Linked DNA regions of Mus musculus: all the other regions are linked to region 1. The links are chromatin loops, found by intact Hi-C in ENCODE. Cell type or tissue: gastrocnemius. All regions are shown on one strand.

Region 1 (8,000 bases):
GAACTTTTTAAAATATTTTTTATTTTTTGAAATTAAAATATAATTACATAATTTCCCCCTTCCCTTTCCTCCATTCAACTTTTTCCATGCACACACTTGCGATTTCTCTAATTCTCTGTTTCTTTGTTGCTACACACACACACACACACATTTGTACACATGCATGCATGTGTATTCCTAAATACATAAACACACTGTGCCCAGTCAATATGAAGTTTCTTGTTGTATATGAATCAGGACTGATCACTTGGCATTGGGTAGCCAATCTGGGTCTCTTCCCTGGGGAAGAACTACTGCTGCTGCTCTCAGCATTCCTTGGTTGCCTGTAGTTCTTCACCTAGGACTGAGGTCCCATGAGATTTCCCCCTTCCATGTTAGCATGTCTACTGGAGCCATCCTTGCTCAGCTTGTGTTGAGGCAGCCGTGTTGGTGAGACTTTATGGGTGTCGTTTGGATATTTCTAAGAGACACAACCTCACCTCTTCTGAAATGATTTCTAAGGCTCGGTTACAGAAGTGTGTTGTATATGTATCTGCTGCGTCTGGATTCTTTCAGCCAGTAAGAGAAAATTCATGCATACGTTTTTTTTTGACACCGTGCCTCTAGGAGGGACTCCTCTAAGTCCAACCCCCCCAGTTCACATTTGCATATTCCCTTTCCTGTAGCAAACATTCCAGTTTCAAAAAAATGTAGATAAAAGTGAAACAATTCGCTGCTTCCTCCTATAGTGTTCACAAAATACTTCCAGGAAGTCTGAAGCCATTGCACTGCTGGTAACAAACCCACTAAGTAAAGATCCAAACATTTAACTGGGGCTGGTTTACAGTGTCAGAGGTTCAGCCTGTTCTCATCATGGTGAGAAGCATGGCAGCATGCAGGCATACATGGAGCTGGGGAAGCAGCTGAGAGTTCTACATCTTCATCTGCAGGCAGCAGAAGATGATTGTATCTCGCTCACACCGGGCATATATCACCTGAGGTTATGAGACCTCAAAGCCCAGCCCCACAGTGACACACTTCTTCCAACAAGACCACACCTACTCCAACAAGACCACACCTACTCCAACAAGACCACACCTACTCCAACAAGACCACACCTCCTAATGGTGCCAAGCATTCAAACACACGAGTCTATGGGGCCCATTCCTATACAAAGCACCACAGGGTCCCCAAAGGCATTTTCATGAAGAAGACTGCTCCCCAGAACCCCGTTGCCACCCCCAGCATGGGCAGCACCTCCTGATGAGGCATTCAGATATAAAAGAAACCTGAGGAGAGCTAAGCTTCCCTTCCCCCCCTGCTCCTGACTATCGAACCTTGTTCCTGCTGCAGTTTCTCAAGCTTTGCAACCTGAACTAAAGAGCAAAGGTTTTGCAGAAACCCAGCAGGCCTACAGAGCCAGCCTGAGACCACAGAGGCATCCAGCTTTGTGAACTGAGCAGATAGAGGACTCTATGCCTCTCTAGCTTGCAGAAGGCTCTTATTGGCCAACCACCACGTCAGTCATTCTAACGAAACCCTTTCATAGCATATATACGTTCTCTTGGCTCTGTTCTTGTGAGCCCTACTCAACGTTGTGACTTTCCCATTGGCAGAATATAGAAGGACTCCCATTTCTCTACGTCTTCACCAAGGATTGCTCACATGTGCCATTTTGACTATAGCTGTCCTAATACTGCATAAGATTCCTTGGTGCGGACATCCTATTAACACACAGAGTTGCTCTTGCACTCTGTGGCCCACTAGGGAGCTCCCTGACCAATGGGATAGACAGCCCACTAAGGAAGTACTGAGAGCACACTTCCAATGCAGCTCTTTTCAATGAGGATGGGCCCCTACAGTAGGGAAGAAGCTGGGTGGGGGCGGGGCCGCTCTAACTGGGAGGTGAAAGGCTGTAATCAGGGCTGAGTCTGGGCTTTGTAACATGCTTCAGCGAATAAGAAGATGCACTGTTCCTCCCCAGCATCCTATAAAAGCTGGTTATGGAAGTGAAATGTTGACATCTTCTCTGTTCAGCTCTTCCTTCCTTCCTTCCTTCCTTCCTTCCTTCCTTCCTTCCTTCCTTCCTTCCTTTCTTCCTTTCTTTCTTTCTTTCTTTCTTTCTTTCTTTCTTTCTTCTTTTTTTTCCTAACAGTACTGGAGGTCAGCAAAGGACTGGCAGGGACTCCACATTCTCTGCGGTCGCGTTGGCCTGTCAATAAATGAGAACATAATGAAACAAAACATCTAATACCATAACACATCCAACTTATAATGAAATACCTCTCTGCCGGTGCCAAGTTGTTCTCTTTGTGGGCACATAATGATGATCTAGATTTATTTTCGGGCATCTGATCATAATGAAATAAACCTGGACCGCTTTCATTTCCTTACTCAGCTTCCAAATTCCTCTTAGGTAACTCACTAGTTGACTGGTATGTCTACTGGGAGAAGCAGACCAAACACTCAGAAACCGGAAACCGGAAGTCTAAATGGAGGAAGGAACCAGCACAAGAAACATTGAGGGGACAGGAAATTTAATTCTTAATTTGTCTACACTGTTTTGGTTTTTTTTTTTCCCTCTCTCTTTCTAGCATGTACACATGTCGCTTTAATGGAAAAAAGAAAGTCATTTCACTCCCAACTCTTAGTTTGAAAATGACGTTCTTCCGTCAGATCAGCTTAACAACTGAGATACTGTGGGGGCTGCCTGCAAGGACATTGGCAGCCAGAGATAGCTGAGTAACCTCTTGTTTTCCACAGACTTGACTCCAAGAATTTGTCTGCATCGATGTCAGGAAAGAAGAAAAGAGTGTGGCCCAGAGCGTCACCCTTCTTGAGCAGGATACAGGATGAACTCTGTGGCTTAGTTCATGGTAGATGCCACTGGGACAATGAACGACATCCCAAGAGCGGGCCCGATTCCCGATTCCCCTGGCTGTAAAGACACGGAGTGGGGTTTATTGAGTCATATGGCAGCTCTAGTCATTATTTTCTGCATAGCCACCAGATCCTTTTCCATGGTAGCTGCAGCGATTTACACACCTACCCACAGTGAGCCAGGCTTTCTTTTTCTCCATACTCATTATTGTTGAGTTCCTTTCTAGTATCAAATCTTTTTGTTGTTGTTGTTTTGTTTTGTTTTTTGAGACAGGGTTTCTCTGTATAGCCCTAGCTGTCCTGGAACTCACTTTGTAGACCAGGCTGGCCTCGAACTCAGAAATCCGCCTGCCCCTGCCTCCGGAGTGCTGGGATTAAAGGCGTGCGCCACCACTTTTTTGAAATCAAATCTTTTTTGAAACAGGGTCTGCTGTGCAGCCCAAGCTGGACTCAAATTTATCATCCTTCTACCTTGACCTCTCTATAGTGATGAGATTACAGATGTAATCAATGGATGATCATTTCAATCAAGATTAAAAAGACGACTGGAATTGGGCGGCATTTCGTGAATGATGTGGAAACCGAATGCAATGGAAGTTATTTCAAATTTAAAATTAAAAAGAAAAAATAGCCCCAGGCTATGCACATCTAGGCAATCTAGCTCTCAACCACAAGGGGGAGCCATTGGATCTTTTTAAATGAGCTGATAACACTCACCCCTCAGGGCAGTGGGGACTATGAAAAGGTAGAGTTGTGAAAATGGAGGGGTAGTGGGGATCACCTTCAGTTACTTTAAATCTGAATGGCTGCTGGAGGAAAGTGCGACCAAAGAATTCTTGTTCAAATCAATTCTAAATCCAGGCCATTTCTACATTGGGCCTTGGCCTCTCTCTTTGCCCTGGCAGTGCAAAAGGGGGAAGCTTGTAGTCAGCTTTCTTAGTTCACTTTTTTAAAGCTCAGGCGAAATCAGCCACCTTAGTTAGAGAAAAATCCTTCCTGCCGCTGCTTCTCCTCCTCTTTCTCTTCCTCCTTTCTTCCTTCCTCTTCTTTTTTCTCTATAACTTTTGAACACATTCCCTGAAGATGCTCAGTAAGGGCTAAGTAGTGGGAGTTCAATCCCAGGCCCTGACTCCTGAGGCAGGTTCTTTTGCTCCACTGACTTTCTCCTGCACATACTCACAACCAGGCAGGTTGTAGCCAGGTGACGGGGTGTCTTATCAGGTGCAGTGCCTGTGTGCAGGGCATCTTTAATTATGACCGACATCTGTACCGCATGGAAGTGTGAAGGGGCAGCAGCCACACTCTCCCCAGGAGTCGGGTTTACAGGTGTAGCTAAAACTAGCTGTGAACACTAAAAAAAATCCATCTACTTAACAGGAAGAAAGGCTGTTCCTACATGCCTCTCATGAGGCCACAACAGTGAAGTCATTTGCCCTCTGTCTTAGAGTTTTGTTGCTGTGAAGAGACACTAGGGCCAAGGCAACTCTTATAAAGGACAACATTTAATTGGGGCTGGCTTACAGGTTCAGAGGTTCAGTCCATTATCATCAAGACAGGAAGCATGGCAATGTCCAGGTAGACACGATGCTAGAGAAGGAGCTGAGAGTTCTACATCTTGGTCCAAAAGCAGACAGGAGAAAACTTTTTTCCAGGCAGCTAGGAGGAAGAAAGCTCAAAGTGCCCCTCACCCACCCTACTCCCACCCTCACCCTCGGCACAGTGACACAATTCTTCCAACAAGGCCACACCTACTCCAACACCTACTCATACCTACTAATAGTGCCCTATCCTTGGGCCAAGCATATTCAAACCACCACATTCCACTCCCTGACCCCATAGGCTTGTTCAAACACATGAGTCTATGGTGGCCATACCTAGCCATAGCATAATCCAAAATACATTTAGTCCAACTTCAAAAGTTCATATAGTCTATAATAGTCTCACCAATGTTAAAAGTCCAAAGTTCAAAGTCTCTTCTGAGATTGATGCAACCTCTTAACTGTAATGCCCTATAAAACCAAAATGCAGATCATATACCTCCAACATCATAGGATATACGTTCCAGTATTCCAAAATGTCATACTGAGGAAATACTGGACAAAGCAAGACAGAAAACCAGCTGTGCAAACTCCAAACGCTGCATCTCCATGTCTGATGCAAAGCGCTCTTCATATCTCCAGCTCCCTTCATCTTTGTAGACTGCAACACACTTCTTTCTCTTGGGCTGCCTTGGCAGGTATTCCCATGCTTGGTGATCATCCCATGGTACTGGCATCTCCAAGACACTGGGGTCTTCCACTGCAACTAGGCTTCACCAATAGCTTCTCATAGGCTCTCTTCATGGTGCCAAGGCGCAGCTTCTTTGCATGACCCCTTCAGTCCTGGGCTGTCAACTGCAACTGAAGCTCTGTCTTCACCAATGCCTTTCCCTGGCCTCTCACAATGCCAAACCTCAGCTGTTCTCCATGCCCTCCTTCGCACCTTCAAAACCAGTACCACCTGGGTGACTCTTACACATTACCACGTCCAACTGCTGCATGAGCTACAACCTTGGCTATCTCTGGAACACAGCTTCTTTTGCTCTCAGAAAACACTTCCCAGAACACTTCCCCTCGTTGCTCCTTTGTGGCTCAGTGGATGTGAGCATGGCCTCTGACCAGCTCACACCCCCTTTACTTTGCCCTCAGAGCCCAGCTGCTGAGTGTGCAAATTGTCAAGGGCTCACGGGTTCTCCAAGCCCACTTCCTGAGTTGCTCTCAGAATGGAACTCCTACAGGGCATCGAGCCTGGGCTCTCCTGGCATCAGCCTGTACTAGACTCATAGAAACCCCATGCTAGCTCACCGCTGCCCTATCCAGTTTCCCTGTTGAATATACTCTAGTAAGACCTGGGCCCTCCCTCAGCCTGCCTCAGATTCTGCTAATCAAGCAGTAATTGTCCATGGCAACATTTTAGAGTTCAACTCTCTTGCCTACACAGAGACACCACAAGGATGGGATTGCCAACTGCACTCTGAACAGCCAGGCTCCAGATATCACTGAGTCATTTAACAGGGAGGGGTGTGTATGTATAGGTGTATGCTTGCGTATGTGAGTTTGTGTGTGTGTATGTGCGTATGTGTGTGTGATACACATTGAATTTTCTTTGTTTGGGGAGTGAGGATTGGTTTATTTTGAGACAGCATTTCTCTGCATAACTCTGGCTGTCTTGGAATTCTGCAGAGCTCAGACTCACAGAGATTCTCCTGCCTCTGTCTTCTGAGTGCCGAGATTAAAGGCATGCGGCACCACTGGCCAGCACACATTGCACATCCTACCCTCTTGTTCCATCCATTTACATCATAGCAGTCTTCTCTTACTTTAATCTATAAATTCAGTTGTAAAAAAAGGTGTAAGACTTTAATCACAAAGGTAGCTCACTTAGTCTAATGTACTCAGATAAGGCAGAAGTTATACCATTGCTGTAAATTATTTAAAAAAATTATATCTTAACTTTTATCTGTTTCTGATTTTTTTAAAGGAGAAACTGAGTTCCTGGGTCACAGGAAATACTATACATTTATCTTCATAAAGATGTTGAATATATACATATCCATATATACATATACACATATGTATCCATACATACACATAGATAGATAGATAGATAGATAGATAGATAGATAGATAGATAGATAGATAGATAGATCAAGTGTCTCCTGGTGATTTGAACCCTCCTGCCAATATTATATTGGCACTGCCACATCTTGACTCTGAGTTCAAGTAAAAGTCATGGCTCCAGCCTTTCATCTTTAAGGTAGAGCTCAGGTGTTTTAACACAGTCGTTTCCTGTTAGGGAAAGCTGTCTGTTTACTTGGGGTTTTCATAATGAATTTACATGGGTTTTGATGGCAGGTCTGGAAAAACACTGCACTGATTGTGGCCTTAGCTGTTGATTTAGAGACACTTATCCTTCCTTCCAAGCAGTGCCTTCTGTCGGCCCCTGGATAAAGTGTGTGAGGAAGATTCAAGTCTGAGGAAATCCCACTAGTACTAACAGACAGCCACACTTCACTTGCTCCCCAAGGAGCAAGGCAGCAGCCCAAACAGGCTTTCTAAATACAAAGCCCAATGGGACAATTTCACGAAGTGTATCAAGTGGTGGTTAGGTTTAGGGTTAAGGTTAGGGGTTAGGGGTTAGAGGTTAGAGGTTAGGGCTAGGGGTTAGGGGTTAGGGGTTAGGGGTTAAGGTTAGGGTTAGGGCAGAAACTAAAGCACCCTGGTAGATCCAGGAAACATCTATACATTTAGGGAAGAAACTGAGCAGACAAGGAACATTGTGGGCGTACATAACACATGGGCCTTGGAGATGCTAACAAACACAGGCAGTCCCTCCTGTTTGTCTTGAGATCTCAACCCATGGGTTGTTTCCTTGTTTGGGAAGGAGAGTGACTACAGAAGAAATCAAGGTGTGTAACTTGCTAACACTCCAAGCCAAGCCTGCACTTGGCCTCCTCTTTAGAATGTGTGAACAACCTTCTACTTTGGGATTTTAAAGGTGGATCCGGTGCTGATAATGTTTCAAGAAACAAGAGTAAATTTTGTGCTGAGTCTTCATGCTTGAGTGCCAGCTAGGGGTGAGCTTTACCTTGGAAAATCTGAGAAAATAAGATCCATTAGTTCTGAAGTCTCTTCTTCCTCCAGACATATCTCCGAACCTAGAACGTTCCTCACAGCACCAAATCAAGTTTCCCCAAACATAATCTCTCTCTCTCTCTCTCTCTCTCTCTCTCTCTCTCTCTCTGTGTGTGTGTGTGTGTGTGTGTGTGTGTGTGTGTGTGTGTGTGTGTGTTTATGTAGGTATATGCCACTTCTGTCTCCTTTCTGTCCAGAAGCAGTCTTTTGTCCCCCGGGATCCCCTCCCCCCTCTCCCTTGTTCCTTGTTCCCTTCCTCTTCTTCATTCTCTATCTCCTATCTTTGTCTCTTATTCCCTGCCCTCTGTCCCTCTGGGGCAAATAAATCTCCTTTGTGCTGAGAACTTGGTCTTGGGGTCCTGAGCTGATATCTTCCTGACAGGTCATCTAAAAATCTCCCCAGTGTAGCCGGGCGTGGTGGCGCATGCCTTTAATCCCAGCACTGGGGAGGCAGAGGCAGGCGGATTT
Region 2 (8,000 bases), 280 kb before region 1:
GTTGCCTGGAAGTCAGTCTTTCACTAGCAGCCTTTGGATAAAGATGTAGAACTCTCAGCTCTGCCTGTACCATGCCTGGCTAGATGTTGCTATGCTCCCACCTTGATGATAATGGACTGAACCTCTCTGAATGTGTAAGCCAGCTCCAATTAAATGTTGTTTCTTATAAGACTTGCCTTGGTCATGGTGTCTGTTCACAGCAATAAAACCCTAATTAAGACATGGCTATTCTGAAGTCTGTTTGTGCTTCTCAGAGATGAGGTAAGCTATGTAGAGGGTACAGGGAGGCAGTCTTTCTTGGCATCAGTATTTATTTTCAAATACAAAGGTAACTAATGCCAGATGGTAATAATTCCATTAAAAAGCATTCATCCAAGGGCTAATTTCCAAAATAAAATTGACAATTGTTTGTAATGAAATAAATTCATTTTAAGCAGGAAGCTACTAGCATCTTTTGTCTCTGATAAGACAGAGTGGATTTTATGGAGTTCTGAGCCTGTGTCCCCTGGGAGACAATTTTTTGTGGGTTTATGAAAATGGATAAGATGGAAAATTAAGATTTATGTATGAACCAAGCAATGTTAACCAGATCAAAGATGTGGTCAGCCAGCAGAGAAACCACCTCATCATTTTTAGGCATCAAAACGGAAAGAAGGTTTTAACCCTGCCTTTGAAGAGCTTCTATGGTATTCGGTATTAGAAACCAGAAACTGATATCTGATCGATTTTCTAGGGATACCTGATGAAAACCCTGTGTGTCAACATGCTTATATATTTTCTTTGTAACTGTTTATTACTTTATAGAAATTTACAATGACTATTTGAACGGGAATCACCAACTGATAAAGACTAAATGTTATTTTTTAAAACAGAAGAATAGGGCTGGTAAGATAGCTCAGCAGGTAAGAGCACTGACTGCTCTTCCAAAGGTCCTGAGTTCAAATCCCAGCAACCACATGGTGGCTCACAACCATCTGTAACAAAAATCTGATGCCCTCTTCTGGTGTGTCTGAAGACAGCTACAGTGTACTTACATATAATAATAATAATAATAATAATAATAATAATAATAATAATAATAATACCAGAAGAATATCAACTTTCCATGATTTGTTACAGCTACTCCAAGTGATTAAAAAAAAAAAAACCCAGTGTTTTAAAGTTTTACCTTTGTGCAAAACTTGTGCTTTTAATTAACTTATCCTTTTTCTCAGTTATAGCTAGTTATTTAGTTATTTAGTCAGTTATTTTCTAACAGAGACCAGTGTTGGCTTGTTTCATGTCAACTTGACACAAGTTGGAGTGATTTGGGAAGAGGAAATCTCAATTGAGAAAATATCCCCAACCTGTGGTGCCTTTTTTTATTTTTTTTTGATTGATGATTGATGTGGGAGGGTCCAACTCAGTGTGGGCAGTGCCATCCATGGAAAGATGGCCCTGGGTGTGTCTGAAAGCAGACTGAGCAAGCTATGAAGAACAAGCCAGTAAGCAGGCTTCCTCCATGGCCTCTGCATCAATTTCTTCCTTGAGTGCATGCCTTGAAGCCTCTAGATAACAGACTACAAGCTGTCAGCTAAAATGAATCCTTTCTTCCCCAAGTTGTTTTTGGTTATGGTATTTTATTACAGCAATACCCTAACTAAGACAAGAACTGTTCCAAATCCAAGGAAGTAGTATGAAGAAAAGCCAAGGATTGCTGCTTTCCAGCAATGTTCTTAGGATATAGATGATGTCTTTAGTACTGCTGGGCAGAAGTTCCACTCAGTTTCATGCTCTAGCTGTGCTCTTTATCACTTAAGCCAGTGTCTTCAGCTTTCTAGGTGCTTCCTCATCTGTACAGAGGACCTATAAGCACACCATAAACCGTCAATGGCATTCGAGTAGTCTCTTCATTCTATTCATTTTCTGCTGAGATCTTGGATGTGTGTGTAGGAGTAGGGGGTGGAGATTGGGTGTGGAGGCCAGAGGTTGGTAATGTCTTCTTCAATTGATCTCTACCTTAGTTTTTGAGACATGGTCTCCCACTGTACCTGGAGTTCACTATTCACCTAAAGTGGATAGTCTGCAAGTCCCAGGAATCCTGCTTCAAACTCTTCAGTGCCAGGGTTAAGGGCACATTATGTTGTTGTTGTTTAAACATGGATGCTGGAGATCTGAACTCAGATCCTCATGCTAGCATAGCAAACATACTTAGTCATCTCCTCAGTGTCAGGCCATGAGATAGATATAGAGATTGGTGTTTTGCTTGCATGTCTGTCTGCTGTTTATATGTGTGAGAGAGAGGGAGTCAGATCCCCTGGAACTGGAGTTATAGACAGTTGTGATCTGCTGTGTGGGTGCTGGGAATTGAACTCGGGGCCTTTGGAAGAGCTGCCAATGCTCTTAACTACCGAACCATCTCTCCAGCGCTGTGGATATAAGCTTTTTTTTTTTGGTTTCCGAGACAGGGTTTCTTGACAGTGCCCTGGCTGTCCTGGAACTCACTCTGTAGACCAGGCTGGCCTCAAACTCAGAAATCTGCCTGCCTCTGCCTCCCGAGTGCTGGGATTAAAGGTGTGCGCCACCACCGTCCAGCTAGATATAAGCTTTTGATGATTGCTTTTTCTGGGGTTTCTATGACTACTCCCATTGAGTTTTCTGGCAGGAGCAGCTAAAGGCTTTGAGAGGAATTCTAACACACTGCATGTTGGGTAAACTGAAGGATCATTAGATTGCTTGGTTCCTTCCTTCCTTCCTTCCTTCCTTCCTTCCTTCCTTCCTTCCTTCCTTCCTTCCTTCCTTCCTTCCTTCCTTCCTCCCTCCTTCGTACCCTCCTCCCTCTCTTCCTCTTTCCTTTTTTTCTTCATTTCTTATCTTTTTTTCACTGAGTTGGGCATTGACTTATGAACAAGGGCTGGAGGCTATTGTTTTTAAATTCAATAGAGCCCAGTTCCATTGTCTTTTAGGACCTGAAAAACACTGTGAGCTAAGACACTCTGAACGGGGCATTTTCACAAGATGCTCTGGACAGAGGCAAATAAGGAAACAGTGGTTATTGGGATGGCTGCCGGAAAACCTATGAAATCCTGCCTCCCTGCCATGCATCCAGGGCTTCCTTTTAGAGTAGCAGTCACTTAAGAGCCAGGAAATTACTTCCACTCCTTAGGACAAAGGTCTGAAAGTGAGGATTTCAATATGTCTTTCCAGCTTTGTGAAATAAATATTTGCATCTTTGCGGTTTTCTTCCCCCATTCTCAGGATGCTTACAACAGGATCTGGAAAGTGGACGGTGGAAGAGAATGTTCTTAGGATATAGGTGATTAAGTGATGAGGGCAAAAGGAAAGGAATAAATAGAAAAATGGAAATAAATTTCTCATAAGAGGTAACTTCCGTGTCAGATGCAGACTAGAAGCTACCTCCCTGAGACACAGACACACAGACACAGACACACAGACACACAGAAACACACACAGACACACACAGAGACACACACACAGACACACACAGACACACACAGAGACACACACAGACACAGACAGACACACACAGACACACACACAGAGACACAGACACACACACAGACACAGACAGACACACACACACACACAGACACACAGACACAGACACAGACACACACACACACAGAGACAGAGAGAGAATTACTAAAGAGAGGTAGAGCTTTGGAAATCCATAAAAGGGGCAACAGGAGAGCTGAAAGGTGCAGAGAAGCAGAAGGCCACCACACTAAGCACAGCACTGGTGGCCTGGATCCCTGGCACAGGAAAGCAGAAACAGAAATGTCATCTGGAAGGTATACAGTCAGATGGCTCTGGAGGGAAGATACTGGCAGTCCCAACCACAGACAAATCCACACTTCTCCTGAGTCTCAAATCCAGTTGTAGGTCTTGCTGAGATGGTGACTTCTTTTGTGGGAAGAGCCAGCAGTGGAAAAGAATTCAGCCAGCTCTGAAGGGTTCTCCCATCCCAAGGGAGTCAAGTCTGTCATTGAAAACTGGGCTACCCTGGCAGCTAAAGAAAAGGGAAGACTCACAAGACGAGGAATCAGAGTCAACTGGCCCTAGCCCCAAGCTTAAGAGACAAATTTGGGGGGTAGTTGTAGAGAACATGAAGGCTGGATGCTGGCATGTGACAGAAGGCCAGGAAGAGAAGTGCATAGGAAAAAGGTGGTTCTGCCCTCAATGGCTGGAAGCAGAGCTCATCAACTGAGGGCCAGTCTGGCCCTTAACAGCCTTGAGCCAAAGGTCAGCAAATTGAGCAACCTCTGGAGCTACCACGCTGGCATGGAGTTGCAGTAGAACCCTTGATAGCCAAAGCTGAATCCCCCCAGCAGGGTAATTAAAGCTGAGTGGATTTTGAAAGCACAAAGACAGATCCACCTGTATAAATCTTAGTAGAATGACTGCTTCTTCTACTCCCAATGAACTTGGGAGAAACCTCTGAGCTACATTAGCCATCCTATAGAATGTGAATGGGGACTCTTGGGAGGATTGGAGAAAAGTGCTTAGACCGTAGACTACAAAGCCAAGTGTAGCCAGCAGAGGGCCCTGGTGTGCAAAGAAGAGAAGATCAGATGCTTGCCCCAAACAGGACCAGTGGCTGCCATAAACCATAAAAAAGTAAAATATCCAGGGGTCTGACCCACCGTCTCCCTGTTGCATATACCCTGAAGTCTGACTTACCTTCTCCCTGATCTATATAACCAGCAATCTCCCAGAATTCACTCTAATCCTTCACCTTTTTTCCCCCTCCTGTGTGTTTTTCTTTTTTCTTTTTCTATTTTTAAATGCTTTCTTTAATTCTGTAAGGCTGTGACAGGATGCACTCTGATCATGTTCATTCCCCTCTCCCAAGTCCTCCCAGATTCTCCTGCTCCTCCCCTACCAACACAAATTTTTGTCACTCCCTGACACAGTTAACTGCTACTGGTATAGTGTCTGCCCTGGAGTGTGCTCAGTGTACCAAAGTCACTCCATTGAAGAAAACTGACCTTTTATTTGCCAGCAGTAATTAAACGTCAACATCTCCTCTGGGCCCTAGTGGAGAACCAATAGTATTATTCTGCTAATGATGTATTGCCATACCCATAGATGAGTGTATCCATCGACCCTCATCCTTCAACCCTCATCAGAGAAACTTCTTGCAGTAGACTCCAACTGACACAGAGACTCACAACTAGCCAATGAGAGAGAATACTAAGCCCTCAATGGGATGTCGATCCTTCATTTCTTCCCTCATAGCTCGGGGATCTTTGCCGAAGAAGAAAAGATTCTAGGAGCCAGAGGTGGTGAGTGACTTCAAGGAAACAATGTTTTCTGGACACACATGAACTCCCAGCAATTGTGACATCATGCTCAAGACCAGCTCAAGGACAAGCCAGACAAGATCCCAGCATGGAGGAGAGGAACTGGGCACCAAATCCCCCTTTAAATGCTTTTATTACTATTTCACTTTATTGTGTTTTAAAAGGCTTTGTGTATCTTTATGTATTCTTTTTGTTTTGTTTTGTTTTGATTTGATTTTCGAGACAGGGTTTCTCTGTATAGCCCTAGCTGTCTTGGAACTCACTTTGTAGACCAGGCTGGCCTCGAACTCAGAAATCCGCCTGCCTCTGCCTCCTGAGTGCTGGGACTAAAGGAGTGCGCCACCACGCCCTGCTATGTATTCATTTTTTTATTCCCCTTTATACATCTACCTAACTTTGTCACCCATGTTTTTTCTGGACAGTTTCTTTTTCTGGTCTCCCTTTTAGCTTTTCTTTCTACTGCACTCTTAGTAGTGTTTTGGACCCACTGGCTTAAAAAAAACCTATCAGAATTTAATTTTTCCTATTTATTTTTTCTCACTTATCTACTTATCTCCTTTTGATCACGGGTCTGCTCACGATCATAGAGCATTTCTTTATTTTATTTTTCTAATTTCGTGCTTTTCCCTCTTGCCCTTCATTACACTTTTGACTCCCACACTTTCTTTGGTTTATTTAATCTTGTTTCTCCCCCACTTGCCCCTCTGGCTCCTCCATTCCTCCACTGGATTTATTTACAACTTTGACCCTAAATAAACTGTAACTCAATGGCAAAACTGATAGTGGTTTCCCAATTTTCTGATTTATATGCAAGAACGGCAATCCCATTGGGCTTTCCTTGTTTCCTTTACTTGGATGGTGTGGTTTTGTGGTGACACTGGAGGTGCCGGTTCTCAAAAGTGAGATCCCTAGTCAGAAGGTGCTCACACAAAGTCAGAAGTGACACTTAAGCCACCAGAAGTATGGGCTACAGCAGAATAACACAGCCAACACTCAGCTCCTTCAACCACTGAACTAGGTAAAATGCTGAACTAACATTTCAAAGTTTACTGGTAAAAATGATCAATATTCCCAAAGGGAATATTACAAGAGGGTGGACTCTGCAAAGTAGCAGAATACAACACTAGTATACCAAAGTCAGTGAGTAGCTTTCCTTTATGTCAGTAGTAAAATTATGAAGAAAGAAATCAGGAAAAAAGCATCTCATTTAGAGCTGCTTAAAAACACCTATGACATGGGGTATGATGGTTCACTCCCTTAATCCTAGCACTTCAGAGGCAGTCAGGGGAATCTCGGTGAATTCAAGGCCAATCTGGTCTACACAGTGAATTTTAGGACACCAAGAGCTACATGGTGAGGCCGTGTTTCAAAACAAACAAAAGACATGCCCCTCCCCCCCCAAACCAAACCAAACCTCCAAAACACATAAGAAAAGAATCCTAACCAAGGAAAGACTTCTGCAACAGATATATTAAAGCCCCAAGGAAAATGAAAAAAAGATGTCAAAAGATGGGGGTGGGGCTAGAGTGGGTAATGGAATATAAGTGTCTTGAACCCAGAGGAGGGGCTGTTTGAGCATAGTCAGTTATAAAGGAGCGAGATGGAGGAGAAAACTGAAGGAGCCAATTAGAACAGGATATAATAAAAAGTATGATGGTATATATTTATGAAATGTTGCATTGAAACCTATTTTTCTATATGCTAACCAAGCAATAACTTTCAAAAATTATTCTGCCGCAGACAAAGATCCACAGTTGCTTTATCAAACAAAACAGAACAAAACACAAACACACAAAGGAATACTCTTGGATCTACAAATTACAGTTTCTAGTGGAAGACGAACAAACTATTTTAAAGCTATTTTACAGACATCCTTGCCTGGAGTCAGGAGTGTGGTGAAACAGCTCCAAGGGCAGGAGCACAGGAGACCTAACCGTGCCCTCACCTGGCAAGGAGTACTGTTAACAAGAGAGAGGTGCCTGCCGCCTCCTTGACCCTCACAGTGCAGGAGAGCTGGGCTGAGGTAATGAGAATGGGAGGGCTGGACTCAATCCCCTAGTTGCAGCACTCAGGAGAGTGGGCCTTGCACCTCCCTGGGCAGCACAACACAGGCAAAGGTGCAGGTGAGTAGGCTTGAGGACAGGGCGCCAGGAGAGTAGCCCCTACCCCGTGCTGGCTGCAGCCTTTGGGTGACGTAGCCCGGGCAGTGCTGGAGAGCTCACCCGGGGGGTGGGGCTCCAGCAAAGGTGGCAGGTTGACTAATTCAACTATGTCCCAGGCCTAGACCCTGAGTTGACCCATCCTAATGTCTATCCCATCTATGATCTTCTGGGGCATGTGAAAGGGCCAGTCTTGCAGGTCCAAAGTTGCAGGATCTCCATGACACAGGGCAACAACAGGATACCTGATAGGAGTCCCAATGAGGAACCAGTACAGATAGTGTAGGGAATCCAGTGCAGAGAGTGTAACAGACGTCAGAGGCCTTGAAACAGACCAGTAACTCACTGCAATGAGCATTTGCAAGTAAAGATGTGTGGACAAAAGGGTAGACTGTGTGGCATACTGTGATACATTGCAGCCTCTAGGACAAGGTTGTTGGTTGTCACTGTCGTCGTTGTCTTCTTCGTCTCCTTCTCCCTCTCCTTCCCTTCCTCCTTTTTCTCATCTTTTTTTTTTTTTTTTTTTTTTTTTGGGTAC
Region 3 (8,000 bases), 390 kb before region 1:
GCTGGGCAAGCTACAAACTTTTGAGCACACAGATGGCCCAGGTTAATCTTGGTAGATCACAAAAGGAACAGACATGAATGTGAGAGACAGATCTGTGGGGAAAGTGAAGGGTTCAGGGATGGTGGGAAGGTCAGTATGCAAGGCAGATATATGAGAAATCATAAAAATGGTTTTAGTTATAGCATGAAATGTCCTCCCTCTCGCAGAGAGGACACAGCAGTTTACCGTCATCTGTAGTTTTTCCTCCCACTTCAGAGATGATATTCATATAATTTTTATGACAGCACATTGTTATACTTGTTCTAATATGTTATTAGTTATTCTGTTATTTTCCTTGTGTGCACAGCTAATAATCCTTATGTCTTCATAGGGAAAACCTACTTAGGGCTCAATAATATCTTTGATTTCTGGTTTTGAAATACATCCTCTGCAGATAAGGGGAGAATAACACTAGATGTTAACAATTCTAAATGGACGTACCTAAGAATGTAACCTTTCTTAGAAATAGGGCTTTGGCAGAGATAACCTATTTAATTTCAGGTCATTAGGTTGTGCCCTTAATCCAATTAAGTGTTATAAGGGAAGACAGCCATCTGAAGGCACAGAGACAAAGGGAAAATGTTAAATAAAGATGGAGGCAGAGCCTGGAGTATCCACAAGCCAAAAGCTGTCAAGGGTTGCTAACTGTTACAGAATGTCCGAAGTGTCAGAAATGAGAGAACAGAGGTCCTTAAGAAGGAACCGACTATGTCAATGCCTTGATTTTAGACTTGTAACCTAAGTAATGCTGGAAAGAATACAGCATTTGAGTGTAAATAATTTTTTTGAAGGTAAGTCCAGGAGCCACTAATTATTACAGGATATAAAAGTGAGACCAGAAAGAGAAGGACCCTGATAGTGTGATTGTGAGTGGGCTGCTTGTAGATTGAGCTCAATCGTTTCATGAACCTTCGTGCGATGAAGTATTGTCCTATCTCCAAGGGCATTGGCAGAAATATTAGCGTTATTAGTCTTCCTTGGCTGCTCTAACAAATTACCTCAAACTTGGTGACTTAAAGCAATAGAAAGTAATTCTCTCATAGTTTCAGAGACCAGAACTTTGTAACCAGCATCACTGAGGGGAGTTTTGGTTTCTGATTTCTGACCCCCTTGGTGGATGCTGGAATCTCTACCTTATTTTTACTAAGGTTCATGATTTGTACAAAATGATCAGCTTCATTCCGACATTTCACACATGGATACAGCACACTTTACACTACTTGCTCCTTTAGCCTTTCCATCCCTCCCAACTCATCTTAATTCTACTTTAATGCCTTAAAACTCAAGATTCTAAATATGTGAAAAAAAATGATATTTTTCTGAGCACACCCAATTTTAATATGATGATCTCCAGTTCCAACCATTTTACTGCAAATAATATAATTTCATTCCTTCAATTTTAAAAAATATTTCTTTTTATTTTATGTGTATGTGTCTTAGATCCCCTAAAACACGAGTTAGAGACAGACGGGAGCTCCCATGTAGGTGCTGAAAATTGAGCCCAGGTTCTCTGGAAGAACAGTCTGGGCTCTTATCTATTGAGCCATCTCTTCAGGCCCATAATTTCATTCCTCATACCTGAACATTGTTCCATATACATTTTGTTTTTTCCTTTTCTCTTTCTCTTTCTTTCTTCCTTCCTTCCTTTCTTCCTTCCTTTCTTTCTTTCTTTCTTTCTTTCTTTCTTTCTTTCTTTCTTTCTGTGGTGTGTGTGTATGTGTGTGTATGTATGTATGTATGTGTGATATTGAGTATTAAGCCTAGGGCCTTACATCTTACATGTGCTAGGAAAGGACTGTTCCACTAAGTTATATATCCAATACTCTTTTTACTTTAAGATTTTTTTTGAGACATGAGACTGGAGGATGGCTTTAGGGGTAAGAGTGCTTGTTGTTCTTCCATAGGGGCAGAATTCATTTCTCAGTACTCATGTCTGGTGACTCAAAATCAGCTGTAACTCCATCTCCAGGGAAATCTGACTCCTTCTTCTGGACCCCAGGGGCACCAACAGACATCAGGCATATACACATATGTACATACATTTAATAAACAAACCTTAAACAGAAATTTTGGAGAAGTTTCATAAAGTTATCAAGGCTGTCCTTGAACTTGTGACAATCTTGCCTGATCTTCTTGAGTAGGTGGGATAATAGATCTGTGCCACTAGTCTCAGTTACATCTTCTTTATCCATTCATTCAATGATCAGCTGGGCTGATTTCATAATTTGGCTATAATGAATAGTGCTGCAAAGAATACCTCCTACATTGAAGAAGCTTGAGAGAGAATAGAAGATCCTGAGGAAGAAATGGCTGGGAGAGCCAAGGGCATCCACATTCTAATGCAGAGAGGGGGTGTGGGGGGAGGGGAGAAAGAGAAGACAGAAGAAAAAGCAGCATCAAATGTAGCCAAGTAACACAGAGAGGCTAAAGATGGGAAACACTGGATACACTTAGGAGAAAACTACAATTTGGTTATCTTCCTATGACCAGCTTCAATGGACGATCACAGGAAGATTCAGATGGGTGAACCTATCTCCCCAAAGGACTCACTGGAATCTCTCAGTACAACTCTTTCAGTACTGTTTGGCATAGCCCATTGATCCCTGCTAACCTGTATTCAGAAAAGTTTAGAGTAAGCCAAGAAGACAAGCAAGCATAAATTAGGCTTAAGAGCTGGTTAGCTAAATTGATGATAAACTGCAGTGCACAGGATCAAGAAGCCAATTGCACTAAGTCAGCAGGGATCATGAAAGCTTCCACTTTCAAACTTGCTTTCAAACAAAAAGCTGTTGGATTTCAAGACAGGAGACTGTGTGTGGCAACAAGCTGTTTTAACATGACCCAAAGATTTGACTTGATTATAAATTTAAGTATAAAATGGGCAAAGAATAAGATGAAGTTCCTTTTTATTAAAAACAACAAAAACCTAGCATAGGGGGCTGGAGAAATAGCTCAGTGGTCTAGAGCAGAGACATAGGGTTCAATTCCCAGAAGCCATTTGGTTGCTCACGACCATCCCTAACTCCAGTTCTAAGGGATTTGACACCCTCTCCTGACCTGTACCAGGCGAACGTGGTGCACATGCATACAAGTAGGCAAACACTCATACATAAAAGGCTAGCGCAGGGTTGGTTATGACAGAGGAGAGGAAGTGGAAACACAATGATGATTTTTCCTTGGAAAGAGAAAGTCACAACAAGAATTAAAAGGAGAAAACATCACTAGAAAAAAATAGTGAAAAGCTCTACGGGGATAGGCTAACTGGGAAGGAAATGTTAGGGAAAGGCAGAGGGCAAGATGATTGACCAAAGAGCAAGAAACATGGGGTTAGTTTTGAATAGAAATGGGGATACCTCATCCTTGGAACAACCAGATGCAAGCTGAAGAAGTGGGAGTAACTGTTGATATGTTTGGGAAGGAATTCAGCCACAGGCTTGGTAAGAAAGAGCACAGGCTGATGTTTCCAATTAGTGTGATGAAGTAATCTAACAGTGAGACAGGCTCTGCTGTTTCCAAGACAGGGTGTGGAAGGAGAGAGAACAGGGAGAAAGTTAGAAGGGAGGTGGAAAGACGATGCCAGATAGAAGGCATTTTTCTCTGAGGTGAAAAGCAGAAAGGACTAGTCTTTGTAAGATTACCACTGTTCATGATCTCAGTGGCCCCTGGGTTTCTTCTGGCTTATCTCACCAGCTCAGAACTGTGAGGCCAACAATGTCAGGGCTGTGCTCAAGAACGATATACTTAACCCTGGGCATGGTGACTCTATAATTAGTACTTGGGAAACTGAGACAGGAGCATATTGAGTTGAGGGTCAGTCAAATAACAACGGCGTCTCTTTTTCTTTTTCTTTCTTCCTTTCTTTCTTTCTTTCTTTCTTTTTTTTTTTAAAAAACCTTTAATAGCCTCAAGTTCATCTTTGTGATTAACTTTTTATTTTTATTGTTTTTTATAATTTATTATTTTGTTTGTATATATGTGTGGGTGAGTGCCTGCCTGAGGAGGTCAGAAGAGGTCCTCAGAGATGGATGTGCTGGGAATAGAATCCGGGACTTTCTGGAGGAGCAGCAAGCACTCTTAAACACTGAACCACTTCTCCTGCCCAGTGTTTTATTCTGTTTTTTAATTTAGGAAAAGGTCTTTGGGAGACAAGTACTTAAAATACACATTCTTGCGATGCTTAAATCTTCCTGGAAGAGTTAACGATTCAGTCAGATAGTATCTTTACCAAAAAGGTAACAGAATCCTAATTCTGCAAGTCTCACCAATATAGTACTTTATCATATAATGGTTAAACCCAAAGAAAAAACGATTCCACAGTAAAACCATAGACTTTTTCTCTAGACAGGGACTACACTGGGTAGACTAGGCTCTGTAGACCGGGCCTCGAACTCACAGTGATCCACCTGCCTCTACCTCCCAGTGCTGGGATTAAAGACGTGCTCCACCACGCCTAAACTTAAGTGTGGACTTTCGGTTGGTGGAAGGTGGTGAGAGATCTTTCATCATTCGGTTCAAAGCCCCAGTGCCTGTGGAGGGATGGCTTCCAATAAAGAAGCTGCGGTTGCCCTCTAGAAGATCCAGAAGACGAAGTACCCGCAACAGGCGGAGCCACAAGACGCCGGCGATCAAAACCGCCAAGCCCTCGTCTTTTGTCTTCTCCAGGACTGAAAAGGAATCCGGGCGGGAACCTGCTTGAGTCCTTCAGCTGGGACGCCCACTCGCCCACTCTTCAGCCTCAGCGATTCTCACAAGGGTCAGTCCGTGAGAGACTGAGCCCGGGACCAGAGCCACCAGGGGGCGCACGCACCGCCGCCCGAAGAGGAAGTCCCGCCTCCCGTTTCCGGCGGCAGAAAGGGGGAGAGGCTGAAAGCGTCTTCCGGTTTGGGAAAGGTTGCGCTCAGTGCACGTGTGTCTTTTCCACCCGGCTCCTGCGTGTTCCTCTGTCCGAGTGATCTTGTCTGTGGTACTCCTCGCAGGCCTAAGGATGAAGGCGGTAAGTGCTGTCCGAACCCCGGCCCCCGGGAGTTGTGGCTGCTTGGGTTGACAGGGTCTCCCTCTGCCTGGCTTATCTTTCCCTTAGGTTTTGAGTCTGGTATAGGGGGCGGTGGCCTAACTTGGTGCTCCCTAGCCGATCTATGCTCCATCCACTTTGGGTCATTACTGGGGCTTTTGCTTCCTCGCCCACTACGCCCAAGCACGACCTCAGGCTGCAGATGCGAGGCCAGCACCGGGCCCTGCCACCGAATGGTGTCAGACTGAAGGGTTTTCCAAACTGTCTCTCGAATCTTATACACACGAGAAGCAAGTCTAAAGTTCCTTGAACCTGTTTTGTGAGACACTGAACCCGAAGAGAGCCTGTTTCCTCCTTAAAGTGTAAGGTGATAGGAAGGCTGGTGATTTTTCCCAGATGGAGAGGGAATTTAGAAGTAGCCTTGGGATTTGGATTACAAAGCACTTACCAGCGAGAGCGCTGGAATAACTTCTGTAACCTTCGCTTCTTTATGAATGACGTGAGGATTATTATTATTTAGGGTGTTGGGAAGTGTGAGTGCTTTGTAAATAATAAACCGACAAATGAATGTCAGTTGCTAAAGGCATCCATTATTTTGCTCTGAATGTGTTGCCGTACCAGTGTTAGACTAGCCTTGAATGACCGTTTGCCACAGAGAAGAGATTCATAATGTTTTGCTTTCAGATTGCACACGTGAGAGACTAGATTCAGATCACAGGGAAATCCCGTGTGGAGCAACTGATGCTCTAGTGCCATTCTGTAGGATTGCTTACTGCCGTGCATTGGTTTTTAGTTCTTACACAGGACCCGTGGTTGTGAGACAGTTTTGAAATTTGCTTTATTTAATCTATAAAGAGTTTTCCTTCACCTGATTTTAAAAATAATCAGAATTTCTTAGTTGTAGTGTCTCTTCTGTTGTTGTTTTCTAGAGAAGAAATAAAAAGCAGGTCCCAAGCTTTCGCAAGTTGATAAAAACTAGTAAAGTGAAACTTGAAAACAAATTGAAAAATAAGCAATTTAAACAACAAAGTACCATCAAGAAGTACCGAAAAGAGCAGAGGAAACTAAGGCAAGCTGTAAAAGATGCTGTGTCTAAAAAACCCATTCCGCTGGAGGACCCAAAGAGCAAACGGCCAGGTAACGAAAGTGTTCACTTACGCTGGAATGTTCTCCATGGAAGTGACTTGTTTTCTAGTGTCCACTTGTCCTGTGTTCAGATCCTTGTAGGTCTAGGTAAGGTCTTTTATGCTTTACCACAGTAAGTATGAGAAAACAATGCAAGACCATATGCCCTGTGAGAAAACTAGCTTCTCCTTTTCGTTGGCATAGACAGCAGATCTGAAAATGTACTTGGGGGATGCTCAGAGCAGCTGTGTAAATTTCGGGACACGCATCAGGGCTGCCGGCTTCCCATCCACTGAGAGTTAGCCGTGGTTAGCCTGCTTGGTTTTGCTCCATTCTTCACCATGCTGCCAGTAGGTATTTCCTTTTCTAAACTTGTGGTTTTCTTTCTCCTTGTACACTTGGGGTGAAGTTCAGCTGTAATAGTCTCGGTTGTTTTGTAGAACCATCTAAGGACCCCAGCTCCTCAAAACAGAAAAATATGATCATTTTAAAGTCAGGACAGTTCTCTAGCTGATGTAACTGTTCATTGTTCTATAGCCATCTCTCCTTCTCTTAACCTCCATGCAGTCTGACCCAAATGCAGCATTATCGTGATGGGTAGTGATCATTTGATTGGGAATCAGGAATAAAAAAATCTTCTCTTGGTTTTTGTTGCTAGCTATGTAGTCTTGGTTGGTCACTCAATCTCCAATCAAGGAACAATGAGTTAGCTGGTTAGATACTTTCAGAGATCTCTTCTAAGTTTTACAATCTGAAAGGTGTAATATGCTAATAGCTCCTTAATAAAAGAAAAGCAAAAGATTTCTTTATTTTTGCAACTTAGAATCTAAGTGAAGTTGCCAGAGAGGGAGGAATATAAGAAAAAGGCAGGTGCAAACGCTGTTGAATTTGATATGAAAATATTGAAGGACTTTTTTCTACTAAAGTGGGAGGCCAGGTCCTTGGATGACGGAGAAACGAGGCAGGTGAGGGAGTTAGAAGTGTGACGACAGAGAAAAAGGGGATTCAGTGGAAGAGGAAAAGCTGATCAACAAACACACCAAGTTTCTGGTTTGAGGAGTGGATTATTAGTTTAGATTAGGGGTTTTCTTCTATGCAGTGTTTATCAGTCTTAGTGCTACGAGGAAGGTGAGCTTTGTTAGGGAAGACAGTAAGAGTGTTTTGTTCACAGTTGACTCTTCTGCACTCAAAAGGGGTTGGGACACTTAGTTGTTACTGTTTTTTAATATATAATTATGTGTATTTATGTAAAAATAAAGAGTCGAGTTAAGAGGAACAGGAACAATGAGCGGATAGAGTTCGAATGACTCGAGTGAGGCTGGGGTTTTGATAGACATGAGTAACTTAAATGTAGAAGGAAAAGTTGCTGAGTGTGTTAGCAGGAGGGTGGGTGAGGTGTTACCATGCAGTCTGAGTGTGTTAGCAGGAGGGTGGGTGAGGTGTCACCATGCAGTCTGAGTGTGTTAGCAGGAGGCTGGGTGAGGTGTTACCATGCAGTCTGAGTGTGTTAGCAGGAGGGTGGGTGAGGTGTTACCATGCAGTGTAAGTGTGTTAGCAGGAGGCTGGGTGAGGTGTCACCCATGCAGTGTAAGTGTGTTAGCAGGAGGCTGGGTGAGGTGTTACCATGCAGTGTAAGTGTGCTAGCAGGAGGCTGGGCGAGGTGTTACCATACAGTGTAAGTGTGTTAGCAGGAGGCTGGGTGAGGTGTTACTGTGCAGTCTCAGTGTGTTAGCAGGAGGCTGGGTGAGGTGTTACCATGCAGTGTAAGTGTGTTAGCAGGAGGCTGGGTGAGGTGTTACCGTGCAGTCTAAGCAAGGGAGTAAAA
Region 4 (8,000 bases), 490 kb before region 1:
TAAAATTACTTTTACTATTATTCCCATCAATTAGAAAAAAATATGCATAGAGTTTCACAAGTCTTAGACTTAGCTATATAAAGTTTTAAATTTCAAACTGAAATTAATAAAATTTGTTTCTATAGATAGAACATGGATTTTAACTAAAAAATTCAAGTCTTGTAAGTAGTGTGTTATCTCGAACTCTTAGAATTCATTGCTTTCTTATTCTTATTCTCAAAGTCAAGTCTTCAGTCCTCTAAAGTGCAAAAAGATCTTCCTTTCTACCAGTTACCTAGTTTTTTTAATGTTAAGTTACTACATAACAATTTGCAGACAAGAAACAATAAGGCGAAAATTCTTTTGTGATAGAAATTACTTAGAGAAAGATTTCTCTTCAAAAACCAAGGGGACACAACACTGTGGGAAACTCCATAAGCAAAACAGGCAATCATGTCCACCAGTGTTCCAGTTCTCGAGGATGCGGACCTCCCTGGCCTGCGAGCAAGGCAGGCAAGAGCTCCAGTGGCGGACGGAACTTACGACTCAGTTGCTTACTACTGGTCTAGAATATCTTCCCAAGCTCAGAACTGGAGATAATACATGTGTTCTATCATTTTTGGAGACTAAAGTAGGATTTAGCAATCCTATTCTGACTCCAGAAGTGCATTTGTAGTTAATTGTTAAAAAAGAAACGACATAAAAATTGAAGTTTCTGTGAAGCTATTTTTTTTAAAAAAAATTATTGCATTAAAGTATTCACTCCAAATTATGGAGTATGTAATAGCCAACTAAGCCTTTTCCTCTGAAAAATGGCTCTCCACAGGTACTTTTTTATTAATACTGTCAATAAATTACGCGTTTCATTTACTTCAGCCGTGGAATTTAAACCCAGAAGTTTTTCCAGGTCCCGATTCTTCTCTCCGACATTTCTTCACGGTATCTACATAGGAAAGAGAAAACTTTCCCCGAAAACTACCTTTTGCATTTCAGTTTGTCACTAACTCAAAGGTTAGCTCTTCAGAGCAGGGCTGGTGTTCTTGTCCCCTTCTTTAATGTCCTTTGCTACAGATGCAAAGACCTGCAAATAGCATGAAACAAAGAGATGTAAATAACCAGAGGCATAAACACAGAAAGCTTTTCTGAAATACCAGCATCCTCAAGTCCTCAGACCACCTTTTTTAAAGGTCTCTGGACAGGGTCTACATGGCCCACACTGGCACTGAACTTGTTGCTCAGCAGAGGAGACTGAACGGCTGAGTTTGCTGCCACCTCACTGCTGAGATTACAGGCACAGGCCCCCATCCCAGACTCCAGATCACCTGGTTTTTTATTTTGACTGAATGCTGCCATGCTCCCCACCGTCAACATCACGGACCAAAGTAAGCAAGGACACAATGAAGTGCTGTGGCCACGGTGTCTCTCACAGCACAGTGCACTGACTAAGACAAAGGTCATCCTTACAGCTACACAATAAGATCAAGTCAAGCCTCCGTTAAAGGAGACCCTGACTCAAAACAACAAGAGGCCAGGATCATACATTAGGTTCTTTCCGTTGTAAGTTTTTAGTACACAGCAGCTAGGGCTTTTTGGTGTTGGCCTCTTGTTTTTAACGTTTGTGTGCTTGCTTGCCTGGGTTTGTGTGTGTGTGTCAGCATGCCTGTGCATGGTGCATGTGTGAGGTCAGTGCTCTCCTTCCGTTGTGTGGCACCCAGAGAATAATCTCATCCTTGTTGTCACCCATGGCAACAGGCACCTTTGCCCTTGACCCACCTCGACATCTCACAGCAGGTGTTTACTATAACATGTGCCTGCTTGAAATCTCAAAGTCACCCATGTCTGCTCGGGTGAAGGCTGACTACTGTAGGTGTCAATTCACTACAATACTGCAGAACTTTGTAAAGTAAAGATATAAGTTTAGGTACATAGAAGAGAGAAATCCATTTTAAATTATCCCATTTCAAAACCAAATTTATTTTTAGTTTTACTAACATTTGTGATACAGATAACTGCTCTACAAAAGTCCACAGATAATTTTAACACAGATAATTAAGAGTTAAAAATAAATAAAGTCACTCTACCTGAGTCCATTTCTTGGTGCTATTCTGCATCTGAATGGCTGCGATGCAGCTGAAAAGCTTTTCTGATGTTATATCTTCTGGCAATTTGGTAAGAAATTGTGCTATATGAATAAAGTCCATCTGTAGGAGTATATCTTCATATAGCCGGAGGATCCCTAATCCAGTCCTAAATAAAAATTCCTCCCCATCTCTACAAAACACATCCCAGACTCGACAAGCCAGATCAAGTGGCAGTGATTTGCTGTACAATGTGAAGATCCTAGAGTTAAGGAAAAAACAGTTACTCAGCATGGACTCCTTTACTCATTAAGCATCAGGAGGGAAAAAGAAGTATACAGGGATAAGAGGACAAATACATTGAGACTTTTTTCCCAAAACTTGAATAGTGATAAATTAAGCAGTAAGTAATGACATTAAGTAAATTTAGAACCTTACATGGAGATAGTCTGGAATAAACTGGGGTGTGGGAATGAGGGGGTAAAATAGTGTAATGGTTAGAGCCATGGGGCTCCGAAACCAGAATGCTTGAGTCTGAATGTATAATTTTTTAATGTGAGACTGCGCACAATATTTACTCTTGCTGAAGGGAAGATAAAGGAAAAGGCCCAAATGACTAGGAAGATATCATATTTGATCAGGGTCATTATTTGCTTATTCATTTTTTCCATCAAAACATACAGCCAGTCTGAGTTCAGAGGGAGAGCACTGCCCATCATGCAAGATACCTGGGTATTACTCTCAGCATAAACTGGGTAAACTGCATATGGTAGCACATGCCTGAGACGCTAGTGCTTGGGAGACAGACTGTGAAGTTCAGAATTGTGTCGCTATCCTCAGCTACATACGAAGTTTAAGGCCAGGCTGAACTAGAAGCCCTAACTCAAAATTTATTAAAACTTTACAACTACTAAAAAAATTTTGTTTTTTAAATATCATGTGTCTGCCTGGATGTGCCTGTGCATGTAGTACCTGAGGAGACCAGAAGAGGGCATCCAATAATTCCCTGGGATTGGAGTTACAGTTGTGAGCGAGCCACTTTGAGGGTGCTGGAAGTTGAACCCAGCTTCAGCCAGTGCTGTTAACAACTGAGCTATCTCTCCAGCCCCAAATTCTCCACTTCTTATCAAAATTCACCAATGATACTAAAGTCAACTGGCTGTTGCTTACTACACAAATCCTCAGAATTAGAACAGAACATATAGGAAATAAGAAAATATATATTAGCATCTAAATAGGGAATCATTTCTAATTGAGAACTTTTGATAAAGCTTTGAAAAACATCTCTGATTAAAGAAATACTACCATATAATATAGCTTTGCTGTGTTACGAATAAATGGCAACTACTTTTTTCTAAGATATTAGTATATGCTAGGCATTAAATAAGTTAATCCATTACTACAATTCACTATATTTCAAGATATTTCTATACTCTTTACTTAAAAAAAAAGAATATGTATTTCTTTGTGTGCATGCTTGCATGGGTGTGTGCATGAGTGTGAGTGTGTACATGCTGGCATATATTTGCCATAGTGAATATGGATGTCAGAGAACAACTCCTGGGAGTTGGCTCTTGCTTTGCACCTTGTGGAAGCAGAGTCTCTCTTGCTTCTGATGCTTTATTACAGCAGCCTAGCTTCCCTCCTCGTGATTCTCCTGTCTCTGCCTCCCAGACGGCCACTGAAAGGCTGTGATATGTGCCTTGCAGCTGGATTTTTACACAGGTTTGGGGATCAAACTCAGGCTGTCAGGTTTGTGTGGCACGTGCGTTCCCATGCTGACCCTCTGCCCAGTTCCCTATCCTCGCTCATTTTAAAAAAGACGTGTGTGTGTCTGTGTGTGTGTGTCTGTGTGTGTGTGTGTGTGTCTGTGTGTGTGTGTGCGCGCGCGCGCGCGTGTGCGTGTGTGTGCGTGTATGTGTGTGTGTGTGTGATGTGACTACAGGGCAGAAGGTCTCTGATCCTCTGAAGCTGGAGTTACAGGCTATGGTGAAGCTGCTCAAGCCAGGTACTGGGAGGTGAACTCAGGTTCTCAGCAAGAGTAGCTTGCCCTTTTAATAGCTGAGCAATGTCTTCGGGTTCTTCCCTATTCCCTTTTATAATAAAAAAAAAAAAAAGAAAGAAAGAAAGAAACTAATTTCAAGCCAGTCTATGTTGTTTGTTTCGTTTTTCAAGGCAGGATTTCTCCTTCTGGCCATGGAACTCACTTTGCAGACCTGGCTGGCCTTGAACTTAGAGATCCTCCGGTGTCTGCCTCCTAAGCACTAGGAATGAAGGCGTGCACCACCAAGCCTGGCTTCAGTCTACGTTTTTAGATGCATCCTTGGACTTTTTCATTCGTAAGGAAAAGTGCCTTTTATATGTCAATCTCACCTAGCATATTTACTATATTTCCTAAAAAACAGAGAAAGTTATTCACTATTTCCTTTTTATTTTATTTAATGTTTCTTAGTGACTTACCAATCTATCAAATATATATCTGGTGTCAGATTATACGACTTGAAATGAAGAAATAGTTTGGATAGGTTTTCCTCAAAGAATACTTCAAATGTTGCAAAATACTTCAACATCTATACATAGAAAAAGATAAATAAAATTACAAAATAATCTATGGCAGAAAGAGAAAGTGTTAATATTAATAGAAAATTTTATTAACAACTCTTTTGAGTTGCTTCAAGTTTTCTAAAATTGTTATTCAATGAAAATTTTGTCTATTTGCTTAGATTACTTCAGTTTCTTCATGTTTTTTATTCTAAGCAGGCATTCAGAATACAGAAACTTATGAGGAAAACACAGTCTATCCCAAATGTTCATACCATGCTGTGATCCACTCGGAAAAAGGCCAGTTGGCACGGCTTGTTTAGGAGATTCGCGAACGCAATGAAGGCGTCTGCTTCCTCCAGATTGAGGATGAGAACGGCTGCGATGAAGGACATCCCCTGGACCTTCAAAGGGAAGGAAAAGTAAAAATGGTTAAAATCAGTCTACGTGCTAGCTACCCTCCTCAAAATTTACAAACTGATAGTAAGAAGAATTTACCAATTTTGTTTTTCTTCTCAGTAAAAGCAACTACTATGAACTTGTAATGGCTGTAAATTTCCCTAATTTTATATTTGTTCATTTGATAGGATTTAATAAATCAGAAAACAATTAAACCAGCTTTTATTTGGTCTAAGAGCCTATCTCAGTGTACCAAGTAGCTCTCATGTCGTAAGTGGTTGTTTTCACATTATAACATATGAAGAACGAAGAGGCAAGGAAGTCTCTAAGATAGAATACTAAAAGTCAAAAAAAAGAAGTTGTTGTGCTTAAAAGAGCCTGAATTTGTGGGGAATCACAAGAAAGACATGAGGGGGGAATCCAAAATGAAAAGAGGCTTGAGCAAAGCCTGAGTGGAAGGAACAGAAGAATCATGCAGCACCCAGCACACGGAGCAGCGTGACCGCCAGGCGTCCTAAGCAGGGGGCAAAAGACCCGGAGCTTCCTCCTCAGGTAAACCCATCAGCTCAAAGGTCAGGGCTGCAGAGACTGACCTGTGGCTGTAAAGAGCTGTCCTGATGAGCACAGATACAATGTTTATGTGTAAAAATCAGATGGAAACAAATACTTACATAACCAACATCAGGTCTGTAACATGTATATGCCCCTAAGATACTATGCAAAACATCGTGATATGGGCCACCCTTAGGGAAAAAAAAAAGAATAAAAATTGAAACTTTAAGTAAAGATCTTTAGGTTAATGCTCATAAAATATTAAAAACTATAAAACTGTAGCATTCTCTAAATGACCAGTTTTAGCACATTTAATCATTATAAAGATATTCTAAATGTATTCTATCAAGATGTTTTCAGAAGTAATAAAAGTTTGATCTTGAATAATAAGTCAAATATACTCACTTGAATACAACTTATATAATTTGCAAACTATTTTAAATACTTCTAGGGTATAATAAATATAAAAATTTTCCATTTAATCCTTTTGCTATGTACACATGAGTATTGAAACTGGGGCCTTGCACATGTCATTATACTAAGCCCATTTCACGTCATATAATTTCAGAAAAGTAAATTAAAATAACATAGGCCTGACATGACACACATGGCTTTAATCTCAGCAAAGCAGATGGATCACCAAGTTGGAGATCAACATGATCGACACAGTGATTCCCCAGATAGCTGAGGCTGTATACTAAGACCCTGTCTTTAATAAAAGTGCCAACTATTTAGCCTGAGTTATGTTAGATAATTTGAATATCAATAGTAATTTTAAAATGTATGTATATGGATGTTCTGCCTGAATATATATCTGTGTACAGCGTACGTGCGTGATGCTGATGGAGGCCAGAAGATGGTGGTGTTATATCCCCTGGAACTACAATTGATGGATGGTTGTGATCTGCCACAAGGGTGCCAGAAACTGAACCCAGGTACTCTAGAGAGCAACCAATTGCTCTTAAGAGCTGAGCCATCCCTCTAGCTCCAGTGGGTTTTTTCCCATGTATTTACCTATTGTGCGTGTATATAGGTACACACATGCCACAGTGTGCATGTGAACGTCAGAGGACAACGTTCAGGGACTGGGTCTCTCCTTCCACTACTTCTGTTTCTCAGCCTCAACCTCAAGTTGTCAGACTTTGGCAGCAAGCACCTTGACCTGCTGAACTATCTCACTGGTCCCAATAGCAAAACTTTCTATTAATCACGTGGCCTTTATTATAGATAAATTATTTATTAGCATCTTAGTATATAAAAATTAAAGATAGCCAGCTATTCCTGTAAAAAAATATATAAAAGTAAAGTATTTCTTGCTAATTCAGTGGTAATTCTAAACAATTTAGAACTAATGTATTCATATTTTAACAGTTTGTAAGGCAAATTCATTAATAATTCAAATACAGAAATTCACTATAATAAAAAAGTGCCTACTACATAACAAGTATATGTTATGACAATAAATTTTATTCCACAGAAAGCAAATTCCTTAATTTTTAGTTTTGCATTTTTATATAAAAGCTCAAATTATTTTTAATTTTTAATATTTTACTCCTTTTACTTTATGTATATGAGTGTTTTATCTACATGCATGTGCCTGGTGCCCATCGAGGTCAAAAGAGGGAGTCAGATGCCCTGGCACTGGAGTCAGGGACGGTTGTAATGCTCTTAATCACTGAGCCACTCTTCTAGCCCTAGAAGTTTCTTTTGTATTTTAAGGCAGAGTGTCACTATATAGCTGTGAGCGCTGGAACTCTATGTGGACGAGGCTGAGATTAAAGCCATGTACCACAATGCCTGGCCTCTTCTCAAATTTTTAAAATATTTTTTCTTTTAAAAAATAATCCCCGGGGGCTGGAGAGACGGCTCAGTGATTAAGAGCACAAGCTGCTCTTCCAGAGGTCCCGAGTTCAATTCTCAGCTCACAAGTGTCTATAACACCAGTACCAGGGGATCCAACATCCTCACACAGACATACATAAAGGCAAAACACCAATGCACATAAAATAAAAATAAATATTATAAAAATAGTAATACCTGGCTGGGTATGGTAACTCACTTCTTTAATCCCAGCACTTGGAAGGCAGAGGCAGATGGATCTCTGTGTTTCCTACAGCAGCCTGATCTATTAGGGAATTCCAAGCCAGCCAGGGTTAAATTGTGAGACTCTGTCCCAAAAAATTAAATATAAAATAAAATAAAAATAGTGCCTATAGATTTATAGAATTTGTACCACTGAGTGTTGAAAGAATAAACAGTAGTTAAAAACTGATTAGAAAACCTCACCTTCTGAAAGATGTAGAGAGATGGAAATGTACGGGATATGTCCAACTTAATTAATTCCAGACTAGCCTCTCGGTCAGCAACAGATAGACCTGCATTACCAAACAGATAAAATTTAAACAGGCTGAGGACACTGCCTGTTAAAGTAAGTAGAAAAGCTGAATAATC

The links. A loop is a pair of places that touch in the nucleus more often than their neighbours do. Peaks named below come from ENCODE experiments on the same cell type or tissue, not always from the same donor. Only the 100,000 strongest peaks of a DNase experiment are listed, where the experiment ranks them.
Region 2: a loop joins it to region 1, with 2.4 times the contacts of the local background. A loop is called at or near these places in 7 of 42 quality-filtered maps.
Region 3: a loop joins it to region 1, with 4 times the contacts of the local background. A loop is called at or near these places in 5 of 42 quality-filtered maps.
Region 4: a loop joins it to region 1, with 4 times the contacts of the local background. A loop is called at or near these places in 15 of 42 quality-filtered maps.

Annotation. Positions count from the first base shown.
Region 1 is chr19:38,425,025-38,433,024 of GRCm38, reverse strand. No RefSeq gene overlaps it. Among named protein-coding and RNA genes, the nearest start is that of Gm46666, 30 kb to the left of the region's middle. In gastrocnemius, a CTCF peak has its summit at 3,522 (motif pointing right); a DNase peak (open chromatin) is centred at 3,541; H3K27ac peaks cover 312 bases.
Region 2 is chr19:38,706,112-38,714,111 of GRCm38, reverse strand. All of the region lies in intron 6 of Plce1 (phospholipase C, epsilon 1), which reads right to left. Among named protein-coding and RNA genes, the nearest start is that of Noc3l, 110 kb to the left of the region's middle. In gastrocnemius, a CTCF peak has its summit at 4,533 (motif pointing right); a DNase peak (open chromatin) is centred at 4,535.
Region 3 is chr19:38,816,125-38,824,124 of GRCm38, reverse strand. It overlaps Noc3l (NOC3 like DNA replication regulator), which reads left to right and starts at 4,888. Exons shown (of 21, transcript NM_021315.2): 1 at 4,888-5,032; 2 at 5,980-6,187. The coding sequence starts at 5,024. In gastrocnemius, a CTCF peak has its summit at 4,835 (motif pointing right); a DNase peak (open chromatin) is centred at 4,839; H3K4me3 peaks cover 1,797 bases; H3K27ac peaks cover 1,931 bases.
Region 4 is chr19:38,910,931-38,918,930 of GRCm38, reverse strand. Tbc1d12 (TBC1D12: TBC1 domain family, member 12) reads right to left here. Exons shown (of 13, transcript NM_145952.4): 8 at 7,836-7,924; 9 at 5,669-5,740; 10 at 4,874-5,002; 11 at 4,518-4,627; 12 at 2,061-2,319; 13 at 1-1,060. The coding sequence ends at 992. Among named protein-coding and RNA genes, the nearest start is that of Hells, 16 kb to the left of the region's middle. In gastrocnemius, a CTCF peak has its summit at 3,036 (motif pointing right); DNase peaks (open chromatin) are centred at 3,049 and 4,903.